Linked DNA regions of Mus musculus: region 2 is linked to region 1. The links are chromatin loops, found by intact Hi-C in ENCODE. Cell type or tissue: gastrocnemius. All regions are shown on one strand. Links, peaks and the distances in the headings refer to the core of each region. The heading gives the core; the rest is flanking DNA.

Region 1 (7,828 bases), core at 1,290-6,289:
CTCTTCCTATACTTTTGTTAGAAAGGCCACCAAATATGCACATTGGCTTCCTGGCCAAAGCTCCCACTACAGGCACATGGGATCTGGATTTGATGTTTGTTTTTAGGTCACAAGGACAAAGTGGCTTCCAGACTTAGCCTCAGCATAGAGCAATATCTGCTCTTGCTAAGACCTGAACCACCATCAGAACTTGATAATATGGATGTGGAAGACCTCAGTGTGTGACCCAGCAGCCACCCTCAAGAGTGGCGCCAGTGGTATGGCAGCTGGGGAGGCCCCGAGTGTATGTAATTGAGGATGGACGGGGCCATATTTGGTGGCTAGAGGAGGACTCTCTGGTGACGTCAAGGAAGCATCAGCATATCAGCCAACAACTTTCTTCCAAGGATGGGTGCTTGGCAGTAGAGAATCCCACCGCCCCAGATATGGTTTGGGTTTGGGCCTCTCCCCCTCTTCCTTCCCTCTCCCCACCCCCCTCCCCTCTCTGTTATTCCTACACAGTGACTCCTGCTTCCCTCCCAGGTTAGGTTGCTTCCTCCTACCCAGCCCACCCCGCCCCCAGACGCCCATGAGCGTATTCGGCTTATTTCTTCCTCAGGACCATATAGAGTATGCCGATGATGAAGCTGAAACAGAAGCAGATCCAGGTCAGGATGAAACAATAGCCTTGGTGGCTGCTGGAGTTGAAGTTCCCTTCGCTGTGGGCGTAATGATGAGTGTAGATTGACACTCCAACCAGGATACACAGCCCTGCAAGAAAGGGGGAGCTGGCATGATTGGCATTGAAGTGAGTTTTTGGGGGTTTTTTTGGTGTTTTTATGATCCCATTTTCCTGGACAGCAATAGGAAAGTGGACTCTTTTCGTGTGTCCGTAAAAGGTCACTGTGTTGGTTTGCCCAGATTTGCGCTTGATGGTATGTTGGTGAATAAGAGATAGCTGGGCTCTCCTATCTGTACTGATTTGTGTGTAATGAAGAATAAATCATGACGCATCCTGATTTCTACCTGTCTGTCCGATCTGGGCCTCCATACAACTAGGTATGGTGTTATGAGAGAAGCCTGGCCTTTTACCTAACTGGGTGTTTCTGGAAAGAATGGAGAAGATGGTGCATTGCAGTAATTGTGCACATCATGGCAATAGCTGCATCTTCTCTGGGGATTCCCACCTTCTGTATTGAAGTGGTCCTGATGGTGCCCAAGCATATGGGGGTTCCTGATCCAAGCAGCAATACCAGGCCACCAACAGATAACTAGAGGAGAGAACAGCCCAGAGAGGCAGCTCCACACAGCCATGTGCTAATCTGAGGGGCAGTGACTGAAGCAAGGATGTAAGCTTTTCCTGTGGGACTATGTATGTAGCTCAGTATTAGGGTATTTGTTTAGCATCTCAAGGCCCTGTGCTCAGTCTGGAACAGTGGGGCGGGGGTGGGGGGGAAACTGATGCTCTCATGTAAAATAGACTCTGCTGCTCTGGATACTCACAGCACACCAGCATGGTGGACCCTGAGAGGAAGAACCGGTTTCCCTTCTCCATAGTGAAGAGCTGGAACACGAAGACCACAAGGGAGATGATGGAGAAGATGATGGAGAGGATCATGAAGGCTTGCACTGCCTTGATAGCATCTGTGAAGACAAGACAGAACCAGGAGCATTAGACAACCAGAGAGTCTGGACACCTTCCTGAACACACCCACGGTGTTCTAGGCATTGATGTCTGCATGCATACCTTCATTGCCGTAGGACAGGGAGCCGTCGCAGTTACCACCAGTGCAGTTCTTCCAAAGCCCTACAGATGCATTTGCGTAATCTGCAACCATCCAGACCTGAAACCAGGAGATGGAGTTGATTAAGAATTACCCTTCTGCTTTCAGAAGAGGATGTCAACACGTGTCAGGACCAAATCTTAACCAAGACGTCCTATGCAGCTATAAATACTGCTAAGCCTCATGTCTCTGTAGAAATTAGATCCCAGGTACACAAAGGTCCCAAGAGAGAGAATTGTGACCCCAAAAAGATATATTTTGGATTTCACTATTGGTGGTGCACACACACACACAAACTAACTAAAGAAATTCCACCATAGTGGTTTAAAATTCTGAAGTTCTAAGGAACAAAAACTCTGGGTGAGGAAATATATATTGAGTATGCACAATCTCCTTTAAAAAGACTCACATTTAAATCCCTAGCTAATGAGGAAAACAAGTTAACTCTTGCCTGGGAGCACCTCGCTGTGACTGCAGCACCCTGTAAATAACTCAGGAGGCTCCGGAATTAAAGCTTCCACTCAGATAGCAACTTTGAGACCAATGTAGACTACATGAGACTCCGTCTCAAAACGCAAAAACAGAAACAAAAATGTCTGGGGATCTTAAAACGGCTTAGCAATTAAGAACATTTATAGTTCTTACAAGAGGACTAGAGTGCGGGTCTCAGCGCCTCCACTAGGAGACTCACAACCATGTGTAACTCCAGCCTCAGGGAATCCAACATCTTCTTCACTGGCACTTGTATGTGCATATCCACACACATAGACATACTTTTAAAAATAAATCTTTAAAGAACAACAACAACAAAAAAAAAGATAAGGGAAAACGTCCAGCTGGAAACAACAAAGAAACAGAGGACTACTGCGGAGACAAGAATGAACCTGGGGCCCACAGGCAACCTTCCTCTATACAGAAGGGTCAGATGCAGACCATTAGAACATGCAAAGTCATTCCATGTCAAAATGCAGCATCAAGGGCTCCAAGGCAGAGGCAGCTAAAAGCACAAGGTGTGGCCAAAATGCACATCCCCAGGTTCTCCATCCCTTCTTGCCTGGACCAAGAAAAACAATTCCCTTCTGGAACAGAAGATAATTCTGTCTACACATGCGCAAACCGTGCTGAAACAGGAATCCCTAGCATACCTAATCACCTGATCTCTCAGCCCCCACATCAGAGCTGGTACTGGGTGAATAGGAAGCACATGGTAGCTCTTAATACAGTTTGACGTTTACCACCACACTGTTATCCTGTGAGGATTAGGAGTCTGCTTATAGAATGGCCAAATTACAAGCCTACAGGAGACAGGTTGGGCAGGGGTTATGTCCTATTTCATAACACTTAAACTGGCCTAGCTTGTATTTACACTCTGATGTTTGCAAAACCCCTTCTGTCTGGACTTTAAGACCTATTCACCCTTGTCAATCAACAGAGGAACCCGCCTTTAATACCAGCACTTGGGAAGCTGAGGCAGGCAGATCTCTTAAGATCCAAGCCAGTCTGGTCTACATAGTGAGTTCCAGGACAGCCAGGGCTACACAAATGAACTCTATCTGGAAAACAAAACAAAGCAAACCTTATTCACCCTTTAACCACAGCAAGGACTGTAGTCCACCCTGGAGCACTGTTTGTGTGTCTAATGATTGGCTGTCTTAACTTTAATGTTGTTGGTTGTTGTTGTTGTTTTGGTTGGTTTGGGGTTTTTGGATTTTTGGGTTTTTTTTTTCTTTCGAGCAGGGTTTCTCTCTGTAGTTTTCTGGCTATACTGAAACTTGCTACATAGACCCGGCTGACCTTTACTCACTGCCTCCCAAGTGGTACTAAAGGCGGAAGCCAACACACCCGGCAAAATGTGTAGCTCTGGCTGGCCTCAAACTCATGGTCCTCTCTCTTGCCTCTGCCTTCTTCATGCAAATCCTACCATCACAATGGGCTAGCTGGCTGCCTTGACTTCTAAGTTCAAGAAACTGGCTCATTTTGTCTAAGACAATACAAAGTGGGTGCTAAAAATGACCACTAGGGGTCAGAGTAGCCCCGGGTTCCGAGAGCAAAGACAGACTAGCGATCTCCGTAGAAGATCGTTTTATTTGATTCACGGGACACCAAGTTAATCCTACCAAATTCCATTTCACACACCTATTTCCACACAAAACTTGAATTTGTCAACCTCATAACCAAAGCAGTGTCCTTATTCTCTGATGTCTATCTATCTATCAGGAATCTGCGATCTAGCGCATGAGCAGATATTGTTAACCTGAGCACAGGGAGAGTCTGTCCCACGAGGGCGTCTTTGCCCTTCTGCCTGAACTGCACTTCTATTTTCTTCTACTTCCTCCTCTAGAGGAGACACGCCCATCCTCCAAACGCACCTCAGTGTCCACCTCCCGTGGAGAGGATTCTTCTCAAAGCTGAACCTCCCAACACCCCTAGAGGAATCACTTGTGGACTCTCGCCTTTTACACTTTGGTTATTTCTTCCCGATCTATGAGTATGTGTTTGTTTGTTTGTTTGTTTGTTTGTTTGTTTGTTTTCCCCTCACAGCTATTCAAGAAGTTCTCTGCTCTGTGATTTAACACTCCCAGCTCCCGTTTTTGTTTGTTTGTTTTTTAACCTTTTACCAAACTATTCCTAAGATCCTTCCTGGGATGAGGAAACAGGGGGCTGGGACTCACGTTGGCAATGGTGGAGACAAACAGCATAATGGCAGTGGCAATGTGGACCACAAAGAGACCAGCCAGTAGCACCAACATCTTGGCTTTTTGGTGACTTCTGAGTAGAGAATTCTGAAAACAAAAGACGGGGGAGACAGAAAGGTTATTGTCACAGTCAGTAAGACGCATCCCACCTTCTCATTTCAGGATCTCTGTTGACACAAGAAAGTGTGACAATTTTTAAAATTTAAAATTACATCAAAATGTTCTAAAACCTGATTGATACACATACCCAAATGCTTACTCATCTGTGTATAGACAAGTACTTCTGTTTTGCTCCCACATGTTTATAGATTCATCTCTTTAATATAATGAATATTCTACAGATATAATGAGTATAATTACAGAATATAATATTCATTATATTAAGAAGCGCATGGTATGCTTTATAGCAGCTGCTAATGTTTTGTTTGTGATTGACAGGCCAAAAATGTCAGGCTTTGAGTTTTTGGAAGATTTTTGTCACCTCCAGAACTCTGCAGCAGCATGCATGCCCGGTTTCCATTTGCATGAGGAAAGCATCAGTGCTCCAGCAAAATGCTCACCCAGCAAACTGAATAGAAACAATGAGTTCTGCAGCACACGCCACTATTACTCAACGGCCATAGAGCAAATTGGCTACTAATTTGATCCCGGATGAGACGTAAAATAAGAGAGACACAACTTCTGTTATTACAGTGCTCTTTGGCACCCAATAGTGTGACAACCTAATTACTGGGTAATGGCCCGGCCACTTACTGATTTAGCATTCCAGACTAATATTTGCAACACCTGAGCCTTTGGCCCTGCGTGCCTCTTGGTGGGGATGCTGTTATGGGTCTAGGGCGATGTTAGATTTCCTGCGGTTCAACATGACAGCTCTGGGGCTCCAGAAGTGTAAAGCTTGAGATAACACCAGATGTGCTTTTTGCTGGTGTGTGGTGTTTATGCAACTTCAGTCATTCAAGACCCATCCCCAAAGACAAACAGATGTATGAATCACCCTTCGGAAGAGTTGAACTAATATAAATTAACAATGTGCATGGATAAACAAAAGTTCTCAGCCACAATCTCAACAGAGACCACTGATCATAAAATCTAGAAGCTAAAGGAAGCGTAAGAGGGCACACATGGGGCAGCCGTGCATACCCTCTGTGTCACACCTATGACAGATGCAGAGTCAGCTCAGAGAGACATCAAAGGGAAAGGACTTGGAGGTGGGGGAGGTATTCACCCTCTAGGCAGGGAGTGTGTGAGGATGCACCAACCATAGAGGAGATGCTGTGTGCATCCTGCAATTGCTTGTTCCCCACCCCCCTCCACCTGATTTAATTGATGCTTTGTCTGTGCCTAAGCCACTTTCAAGCTACACTAGGTATTTATTAGAACACCGATACTATCATTATTCTGACATTCTGCGTGTCTTTTATCTCCTCTCGCTTTCTCATTAGCTACTCAAAACCAAACGTGATCTACTGCACGCCTGGGTTCTTGGCTCTTTGTACACACTGGTTTCTACTCTCCAAAAAAAATCCTCTTCCCCACTGGCTGCTTCCCTCCAACGGTGAGGGAGGCAGGCAGAGAATGTTCTCAATTTAACTGTGAATGGCAAAACCCGATGCCATTTTCCTGCTGCCTCTGGGGAGAGCCTGTGAATCCTCTCTCCCAACTTTCAAGTTCACTGCTGCTTTTCTGTGGTTCTCGCCTACCTCCGTAACTTCCCCCTTGGCTTTCATGTGTGGAGAAAAGGATTTGTTTTACTGTTTTGTTTTTTGAGTTAGAAGTTGACTTAGAATTATTCCAAGGGCTTTGATCTCTGCCTCCGTTTCCTCATATGTGAAGAGGGGTAATGATACCGACTATACCCAGAGGTGTGAGGCTGCAACTGGATTACGTAAGTAAAAATGCCTTCTGAAGCATGGTACAGTAAGTACCGTGTGTGTCACATGGTACTAATAACAGGGTTGCCGTGATTGTTGTTGTTGTTACTGTCTTTCTTCTATGAAGCAGAATGACTGTTACCAACCCGGTCCAGTTACTCAGTCACATGCCACCCCACATCAAAGTCAAGAAATAAGACATTTGCAGGGTAGTTCACCGGACAGCATATGGCTAAAATCACTTTGGTCCTCAGAAATTGACATTTTTGTCTAGTCCTCACCCCTCCAGTAGGGAGGGTATTAAGAACAGATCCTCTAGAGACAGTTGGCTTTTCTCAGCCCAGGCTTGCCCATCTAGAATAAAGCTGGCTCAGGAAAGAAAAGGACAAGAATCACATAATGGGAACTTTCCCCCCACCCTCCTCGACCCTGTAATGACTCTCGGGTTCATTTTGTTTATAATTGACAAATTTTCTCCTAATCGTGAAAAGTAGCTGAGGAGCCAAGAATGGACCATAATTCACCAAGTGAGGCCTCTTTAAATGAGTTGCCTGACAGGCAGGCAAATCCAGAAGTCTTTCTGTCTCCTTGATTGCCCTGGGACCCTATCCAGCAGAGTCCCTCTTGTTTCATCCTGCTGACAGCCTGGTCCAGTGGCCGCTCGTCATGTCTGGGCAGCATGGACACTTTGGGCTACTCCGTCTCTCTTCTTACCTCAGCGCAGGCCCAACTAGTTCTTGTCCCCTGCCTGCTGCCACTTGAAGAGCAGATGAGGAGATGCAAACCAAAAAGTGGCTCTTTTATCTGCGATAGGGTGTGTGTGTGTGTGTGTGTGTGTGTGTGTGTGTGTGTGTGTGTGTGTGTTCTGTGTCTTTCCTCTAAGGCAAGGAACAAAATATCTCAGATCAATGAGTATTCTTAGTGAACAAGACCCTCAGTTCTCTGTGCCTCTAGGCACTGTGTCCATCCACTGTGGAGGAGTTACTGAGTGACACACAGAACTTCATCTTTGTGTCAAGTTTACCAGTGTCATCCATTGTTATCTTAGAGGGGCTCCCATTATTCTTAACACCCCTCTTCCAAAATACTTGGAAACCCAATGGAACACTTTATGAAACTTCTATGTTGGATCACCCCAGTCTCTGTATCCAGAGAGTTACCCAGCCTCTGTATTAGAGAGCCTACCCCTTAGTCTAGGACAGCTGTTCTCAACCTGTGAGTTGTGACCCCCTTGGGGGTCGAACGATCCTTTCACGGGGGTTGCATATGAGATACTTACACTACACAGTAGCAAGATTACAGTTAGGAAGGAGCAACAAAAGTAATTTTATGGTTAAAGGGTCCCATAATTAGGAAGGCTGAGAACTATGGGTTTGGAAAGACCAAACCCTCAAGGTGTTTTCAGAAAACCACCAGTGGTGCTGATGGGTGGGGGTATCTGAGAAGCCAGTAAAGGCAACTGAGAATGAGGCTAAGTTCAAGCTCTTGACACTTC
Region 2 (7,828 bases), core at 1,366-6,365, 290 kb after region 1:
GTGGGGAAAAAAACTCTAGAATAATCCTTCCTTCTACTGGAATATTTTATTTATCTATTTTGGCAATGATAGAAAAAGAATCCAGGATTTTCTGTCCCATGTGGTATTTTTTATTTATTTTTACTTTATTTCGTGTGAGGGTATTTGGGGGTATATGGTAGCAAGCATGTATATGTATGTAGCATGTATATGTATGTAGCAGGTACATGCAGTGCCCAAGGAGACCATAAGATATTACGGGATCCTCTGAAACTGGAGTTAACAGATAATTGTGAGCCATTGTGTGAGTGTTGGGAATCGAACCCAAGTCCTCTAGAAGATCAACCAATGTTCTTAACCACTGAGCCATTTCTCCAGCCCCCTTCCTATGGGTTTTTTTTCTTGCTTCTTCATGGTCCGAGATGGCAGCTGAGATTCTCAGTAACAAAATCAGGCTGACAGGATGAGAGAAGATAAATCTGCCATTCTCCTAGGTCTTTGAGCAGCACGTCAAATCCAGAGCCAATCACTCCATGTTTGCTTAGTGTGCCCAAGGCTGACCACGGTCTCAGCTCTGCTCATCAGTGACTTCAGATTAACCAGTCGTCAGTCAGAACCTAGACTGTGGCTTCAAGTGTGTCCTGGTAAGACCCCACCATTGTGGATGCTCTTGAGAGCTCCAGCCAAGGGCATTCACGTGCATTATGGCAACCCAGAAAGATGGCAGCACACTACAGTCATTCCATCTTATCGAGGGAAGGGCTGAGGCACAGCTTTATGTAGGTGGGGGGGGGGGGGAGATGGTGCTGGGTACAAGCATTGTCTCTGAGCTCACGCACAGCTATCCTGAGTCATCAGAGAGGTGCTTTGAATTGAGTTGTAACAAGTCCAGCAGAACCAGTACATCAATGCATGGAAGAGACCAGAGAGGGAGACAGCTGGGAGCAGGAGGGGTTGCTTGCATGTGTGGTAACAAATCCCATTAAAGCATCGTCTCCCTCTCCCCCTCCCCCTCCCCTTCCCAGTCTTCTTCTTCTTCCTCAGTTTCATTTATTTATTTAGAGACAATTTCTCATGTAGCCCAGGCTGACCCTAAACCCACCAAGAAGCTAAAGATGACTCTGAACTCTTGATCGTTCTGTATCTATCTCCTGTGTACTGGGATTACAGGTGCACACCACCACACCTACTAACGCTTCATTTTTTTAAACTGTTTCTTCTTTTGTGGAGGTGAGGAGTGGAAAAGGGATCTTGTGTAACCCAGGCTGGCCTTATTTTTACTATGTGGCCCAAGGCTGGCCTTGAACTCCTGGTTGTCATGCCTCTCCCTCAGAAGGGCTGAGATTGCCCCATCTGTTTTTCTTGTAAGGGTGGGGAGGGAAGCAGAGTCTTCTGTATCCCAAACAGGCCTACAAGATTTGTGACAACTTTCAGTTGTCAGTTTCCTAAGCACTGGGGTTATAAGCCGTAAGTTATGTGCCACAAGCCCAGCTAAGCCAAGGTTCATTTTATTGCCTGTTGCTAGATCTGGGGGATTGGAATGTGTGCTGCAGTGCCAGCACCTCAGGGCAAGGCATTGCAAACCCCATAATGACGTGTGGGCTTTCCGGTGACGCTCTCTGTGTTCTCTGTCTCTATCTCTGTCTCTGTGTCCTCTGTCTCTCTCCCCTCCTCCTCCTCCTCCTCCTCCTCCTCCTCCTCCTCCTCCTCCTCCTCCTCCTCCTCCTCCTCCTCCTCCTCTTCTTCTTCTTCTTCTTCTTCTTCTCCCTCTCTCTCTCTCCCTCCTCCCCCCCCTCTCTCTGTCTCTCTCTCCCTTTCTCTCTCTCTCTCTGTCCTGGAACTTACTCTGTAGAAAAAGCTGGCCTTGAATTCAGAGATCTGGGATTAAAGAAGTGAGCCACCACCATCTGGCTTGTGTCTGCTCTCCTAAGGAACACTTAAGACCCCATGGACACTTACAACCTCAGCATTCAAGATGCCGAGGCAGGAGGACCATCCAATCCAGTGTGGGCTACACGGTGTTTTCCAGACCAGCCTGGGTTACATAGGATAATCTTGTCAGTAGGTAGATAGATAGATAGATAGATAGATAGATAGATAGATAGATAGATAGATAGATAGATAGATAGACAGACAGACGAACGAACGAACGAACGAACGAACGAATAAGAAAGTTTCCAAGGTCAGGTGAATGTCCCTTAAAGGAGACATAACTTCCCACAGAGAGAGAATCAGCACTGGGCGCTGGCTTACACTGCACAGAGGCTTCAGGCCTGCGGGAACTTTGTGTCGTCGTCCCCCCACCCCCACCCCACCCCCATCTCACGGGCTGCAGCTTGAGGGAAAGCTTTTCTTCTTGTCTGGAGCGCCCTCACCTGACAGCTGACTCAAGGCTGGGAGATGGAGGACAAATCAGAAAGGCAGTTCCCACCAGTGCCTCCCTGCGGCTTCCATGCCAGACAGGGCGAGAAGACCAGGAGAGAGGCCAGGAGAGGGCTCCTGATTTGAAGAAGGAGAATCAGAGGAATCCTGAAAATATGGGTGATCATACTCAGGCTTTGTTTCTTTGACCAAATGCTCCCTTTAAAAACAGTTGTAGAATTGATCAGGGATTGACAGCAGAGAGAGCCAAGAACCAGCGATACAATCCTTACTGTATCTGCTCCATCGTGCTTCCCTGAGTTTCCTGTTAAATGAAGGCTGCAGAGACACCAACCAGACAGTCTCTGCGACCTCCTTAAACCACAGAGTTTTAGGTCCAGAGATGTTCCTCTCCAAGGAATGGGCAACTCTGTAGGTATTTGGGGAGTTGCAGGGTCAGGCACCAGTGACTTGCTACCCAAACCCAGCCATCTATGGAACATCAGCAGAATCCAGGGAGGCCAAAGCATTATCTGCCCTGAAGACAAAGGGTTCTAGAGCCAGACATGCAGATGCAGGCCTGTAAGGGATACCTGGGAGGCCGGAACAGGAGTCCTGAGAGTGAAAGGCCAGCCTGGGATATGTAGTACCAGGCTAGCCTGGGATACAGCATCAAACCCTGCCTCACACCTGGCTCAGTAAGTAAGTATGCTTGCTATGCAAGCATGAGAACTTATGTTCAAATACCCAAGACCCAAGTAAAACATTGTGGTTACACATGTACCTGTAGCCTCTGCCTTGTCAGGGAAGATCGCCAGGGCTTGCTAGCCTAGCTCTAGCTACAGTGAGAGACCCTGTCTCCAAGAAATAAGGCAGAGGGTGATAGAACAGAAACACTCAGTGTCTCCTTCTGACCTCCATACATGCATATAGGTAGAGGTTCACACACACACACACACACACACATTCCAAAAGCAAGCCAGACATGGTGCTATATACACCTGTGGTCCTACTTCTTGGGAGGCGGAGGTAGAAGGACCTTGCCTACAAAGTGACTTTGAGGCTAACACAAGCTATATAAGATCCTGTCAGAGAGAGGGGGGGGGGGCTCAAGAGCTAAGAACACTGGCTATTCTCACAGAAGACCTGAGTTCCGTTCCCAGCATTCACAAGGCAGCTTACAACTGGTTGTAATTCACCCCTAAAGGACCGGTCCCTTTCTTTCCCTGAGGGCATACATGTGATACACGTACACAGATAAAAGCACGCATATAATAAAACCTTTCATGTAAAAGAAGGAAAAGAAAAGGAAACAGGCAATAGCTCAGCAGGGAGAGATGCAAGTCTGGGCCTGACTTCAGTCTCTAGAACCTGTGTGGTGGGAAGAGAGAAGTGACCTCTACACACATGCACAGGAACCCACACATAATTAATTAATTAGTTAATTAATTGATTGATTAATTAATTGATTGATTAATTAATTAGTTAAAATGTTTAACACACAAAGACAGCAACCTACAAGCTAAAGTCCAGATTCCCCGGTGCTCAGAGGTAAACAGTTAGGATTTTCTGAAGCAACGCTCCATTTGAGGCTGAGGCTGGGATATCAGTGACCATGCAAAACCCTGGCAGCAACAAAAGAAAGTAGTCAGGAAATCAAAAAAGCCCAACAGGGCATTCAGTGCTCAGCAACAGTAAGCCCAGAACGGAAGGAAACACGGAGCGAGTGGGAGGGCGGAGGGGGCTCCTGGATCTCCAGGGCCAGCTTGTACTTCTGGTTTTGACCGAGAGCCAATGTTCTCACCACATAAATACCAGATGACATTCATAAGATCAGTCCGTGAGACGTTACATGTAATGATGCCAGGTTGCGTGCAAACGGGCTGGGAAACCTTGGAGAAGTTCACACACAAAAAAAATAAGGGCAAAGGAGACGGGAAGTGGCTTTAAAGGTTAGGGGAAGGGGCAGCTCTGAGGCACGCCTCCCTCGGTCCTGCTCACAATCTTGTGCCCTCAACCAGAATGGGGCCTTAAGCCAGGAGATGCTGTATTTAGGCTCCCCAGGGTTGAACGCTGAGGTCTTCCTGCCATCTAGTGGAGAAGCCGGGTATGGCAACTTTGGTTCGGAAAGGTGGGACCCTAAGTCTATTTCACACGTGATTAAAAAAAAGAGAGAAGGCTGCTGGGCTTGCGCATTGATTCATCATTAACCGTTTAGTTCAAAGAGTGGCACTTTGCCTCCAGACATCAATCAACTGACACTGGCCAAGGGCCAGCCTGGACTGAGTCTTCGCATTCTACTTTCCTATGGGCGGAGATGAGATTGAAGTCCTCTTCCGTATAGTAATTCTCAAACGTGGAACTTCTAGCCCTTGACGCAAAGAGCTTATAAATGAACAGAAGTGACAACGGGCCATGGGAAAGACCAGCACTTTGCAGAGGCAGTCTTCTGTTACCAGAAAGGGCACGCACTCAGAATGTTGTGACCATCTTTCCACTTGGGGGACCATTTAATCTCTTGGCCAAAGCTCTCCAGAGACAGAGATGGTGCCATTCCCAGGTCCTCCTCGGTGTCTCAACAGCCATAGGTATAGAAACCCTGGCAACGGGCTGGTGAGATGGCTCAGTGGGTTAGAGCACCCGACTGCTCTTCCGAAGGTCCAGAGTTCAAATCCCAGCAACCACATGGTGGCTCACAACCATCCGTAACGAGATCTGACTCCCTCTTCTGGTGTGTCTGAAGACAGCTACAGTGTACTTACATATAATAAATAAATAAATCTTAAAAAAAAAAGAAAAAAAAAAAAAGAAAGAAACCCTGGCAAGGCTCCTCCCTTAACGACAAGATGGGCCCAGAACATTCTATGCCCTTCAGGGGAGGTGGGAGCAGAATGGCCATACCAGCCTCAGCTTCATAGGGTTGGAGGCCACCCTAGGCTCCATGAGACTTTGTCTCAAGAGACATACCTTTAGTCCCAGAGTTCAGGAGACAGAGGCAAGCATATCCCCTTGAGTTTGAGGCCCCCATACAGAGCTAAACACTATCCCCAAAAAGGAGGAGCAGGTAGCAGGTCTTCAGTCTCCTTATCCAGAGGTAATCTGATACCTTCCAGTGAAGAACGAAGAACGGAAGACCTAAGAGCCCGGAAGTTGCTAGTCACGATGACCTTAATTCCCAGTTAGCAGACTGAGGCAGGATGGCCACAAGCCAACGTGGGCTACATGGTGAATTCCAAGTCATCTTGGGCCAGAGAGAGAGAGGAATACACAAGCCTTGCAGGGTCTGTCTCTCTGTCTCTGTCTGTCTCTCTCTGTCTCTGTCTCTGTCTCTGTCTCTCTCTCTCTCTCACACACACACACACACACATACACACACACATCTATCTGCAGTCCTGCTAGGCACACCAACTCCATACAAACTCAGACACAATCCAAAACGCTTCAGGAGGCTACGTGCTTGGCCTGCCCTGGTGGATGGTGCACATAGAGTCATAAGGTCAGAAGCTTCTCCCATGGCTAGCCTGTAGATCTCATCTGTATCCTTTGCAGCAGCCTTTATAACAAATGCAGAGACATTTCCCCGACTCCTGGGAGTCAGTCCTGACAGGAAAGGGTGAGAACACCCAGTTTATAGCAGAGAAATTAGAAACACAGATCTAGCACCCAGGGACCAGACTGATAAACAAGTGATGGTGATCCGTTTGGAATTCTGGGCTCTCTCAATCCATGGGATGTGATATTGTCTCCAGGTAGATGGTGTAAGATTTGAGTTAAATCACAGGTCACTTCCCGGGCTTCCACTGTGATACTGCTGGCTTGATGGTGCAGAGGAAGATCCACACCTTTTGAATTCAGAGCTCCATTGTGTTGATTTTTGTGTTGTGAGATTAAAACATGAATATACATTTAGTGAGGAGTCATGGCACAGGGTCCTTACACTGTAGCCTAAGCTGGGTCTTAAAATCATGGTAGTCTCCCTACCTCAGCCTCCAGAGCATTAGAAAAGTGAGAGCCACCATGCCTGGCTAGGAACATCATGTGTTTAAATACTTGGCCATAGGGAGTGGCACTATTAGGAGGTGTGGCCCTGTTGCAGTAAGCAAGGCCTTGGAGGAAGTGTTTTGCTGTGGGGGTAGGCTTTGAAGTCACCTATGCTCAAGCTACAGCCAGTGTGGCAGACCATCTCCTGCTGCCTCCGGATGGAGATGTAAAACTCTCAGCTTGTTCTCCAGCACCATGTCTGCCTGCACACTGCCATGTTTCTCTGCCATGATAATAATTGATTGAATCTGGGCTGGTGAGATGGCTCAGTGGGTAAGAGCACCCGGTTGCTCTTCCGAAGGTCCAGAGTTCAAATCCCAGCAACCACATGGTGGCTCACAACCATCCCCAACAAGATCTGACTCCCTCTTCTGGAGTGTCTGAAGACAGCTACAGTGTACTTACATATATTAATAAAATAAATCTTTAAAAAAAAAATAATTGATTGAATCTCTGAAACCATAAGCCAGCCCCAATTACATGTCTGCCTTTGTCAGAGTTGCCTTGGTGACAGCATTCTTCATTCTTCACAGCAATGAAGCCCCAACTAAGACTATATATATAATTTTTTTTTCCTCACAAGAAACCCCACTGGGTTCTTGAGAAAGACTAGGCGAGTCTAGAAGGACTTACCTCAGGAATCTGCTCTCGCTCCACTATGCAGATCCGGAGATTGAATTCAGGTTCTCACCAACTCTGTCATTCTGTCTTCAATCAGTAAAAAAAAAAAAAAAAAACAACCAGGCAAATGAAAGTGCAGCCTGCCAGCCTTTATGAGCTATCAATACCCGAGCTGTGAATACCCACACTTCTTCACAGCCCTAACTCGCTTTTCTGTGGCTTTGTTTGTTTTTATTGTTGTTGTTGTTGAGACAAAGTCTTACTCTGTAGTTCAGACTGGCCTCAGAAATCATGGCAATCCTCCTGCCTCAGCAGGAGATTACAGGTAAGCCACGCTGCCAGTTCTCTGGCCCGGTCTCCCTGTGTAGAACAGACTAGCCTCAAACTCACAGAAATCTACCTGTCTCTTTAAGGAGCAAGTCCCTAACTAAGCTCACACTTGCGTGTCGTGCTATGGCTAAGTATGAGAATCCTAGTTTCTCCATAGCACAGAGACTCCTAATCCTCTGCCCGGCAGAGTTTGTGAAGTTATTCCCTGGCCTCCCCGCAGCATGTGCAAACTCATACCCACAAAATCTTTAAATCATATTTTTTTCAAGAAAATAAATAAATAAATAAATAAATAAATAAATAAATAACATTTAGATTTTAAAAATAGTTGTGACCACATCTTTATTGCATACCCAGGTGAATAACTTACCACATAACAAATACATCCCATCCCAAGAATAGACACGTAGGGAGGTCAGGAGGTCAGGGTGAGCGTATTACTGAGGATGGGGTGGGGGGGGGGAGAGCAAGGGCCAGGAATTTATAGCGAGAACAA

Evidence for each region. Peaks named below come from ENCODE experiments on the same cell type or tissue, not always from the same donor. Only the 100,000 strongest peaks of a DNase experiment are listed, where the experiment ranks them.
Region 2: it touches region 1 in a loop (2.4-fold over the local background); 27 of 42 quality-filtered maps call a loop at or near these places.

What each region holds. Positions count from the first base shown.
Region 1 is chr6:135,373,896-135,381,723 of GRCm38, reverse strand. Emp1 (epithelial membrane protein 1) reads right to left here. Exons shown (of 5, transcript NM_010128.4): 2 at 4,436-4,546; 3 at 1,727-1,823; 4 at 1,483-1,623; 5 at 1-750. The coding sequence starts at 4,513. The coding sequence ends at 584. Among named protein-coding and RNA genes, the nearest start is that of Emp1, 15 kb to the right of the region's middle. In gastrocnemius, for the core only: a CTCF peak has its summit at 3,763 (motif pointing right); DNase peaks (open chromatin) are centred at 3,772 and 4,070; H3K4me3 peaks cover 412 bases; H3K27ac peaks cover 302 bases.
Region 2 is chr6:135,084,524-135,092,351 of GRCm38, reverse strand. Gprc5a (G protein-coupled receptor, family C, group 5, member A) reads right to left here. Exons shown (of 4, transcript NM_181444.5): 4 at 7,643-7,828. Among named protein-coding and RNA genes, the nearest start is that of Gprc5a, 23 kb to the right of the region's middle. In gastrocnemius, for the core only: a CTCF peak has its summit at 4,439 (motif pointing left); a DNase peak (open chromatin) is centred at 4,430; H3K4me3 peaks cover 679 bases.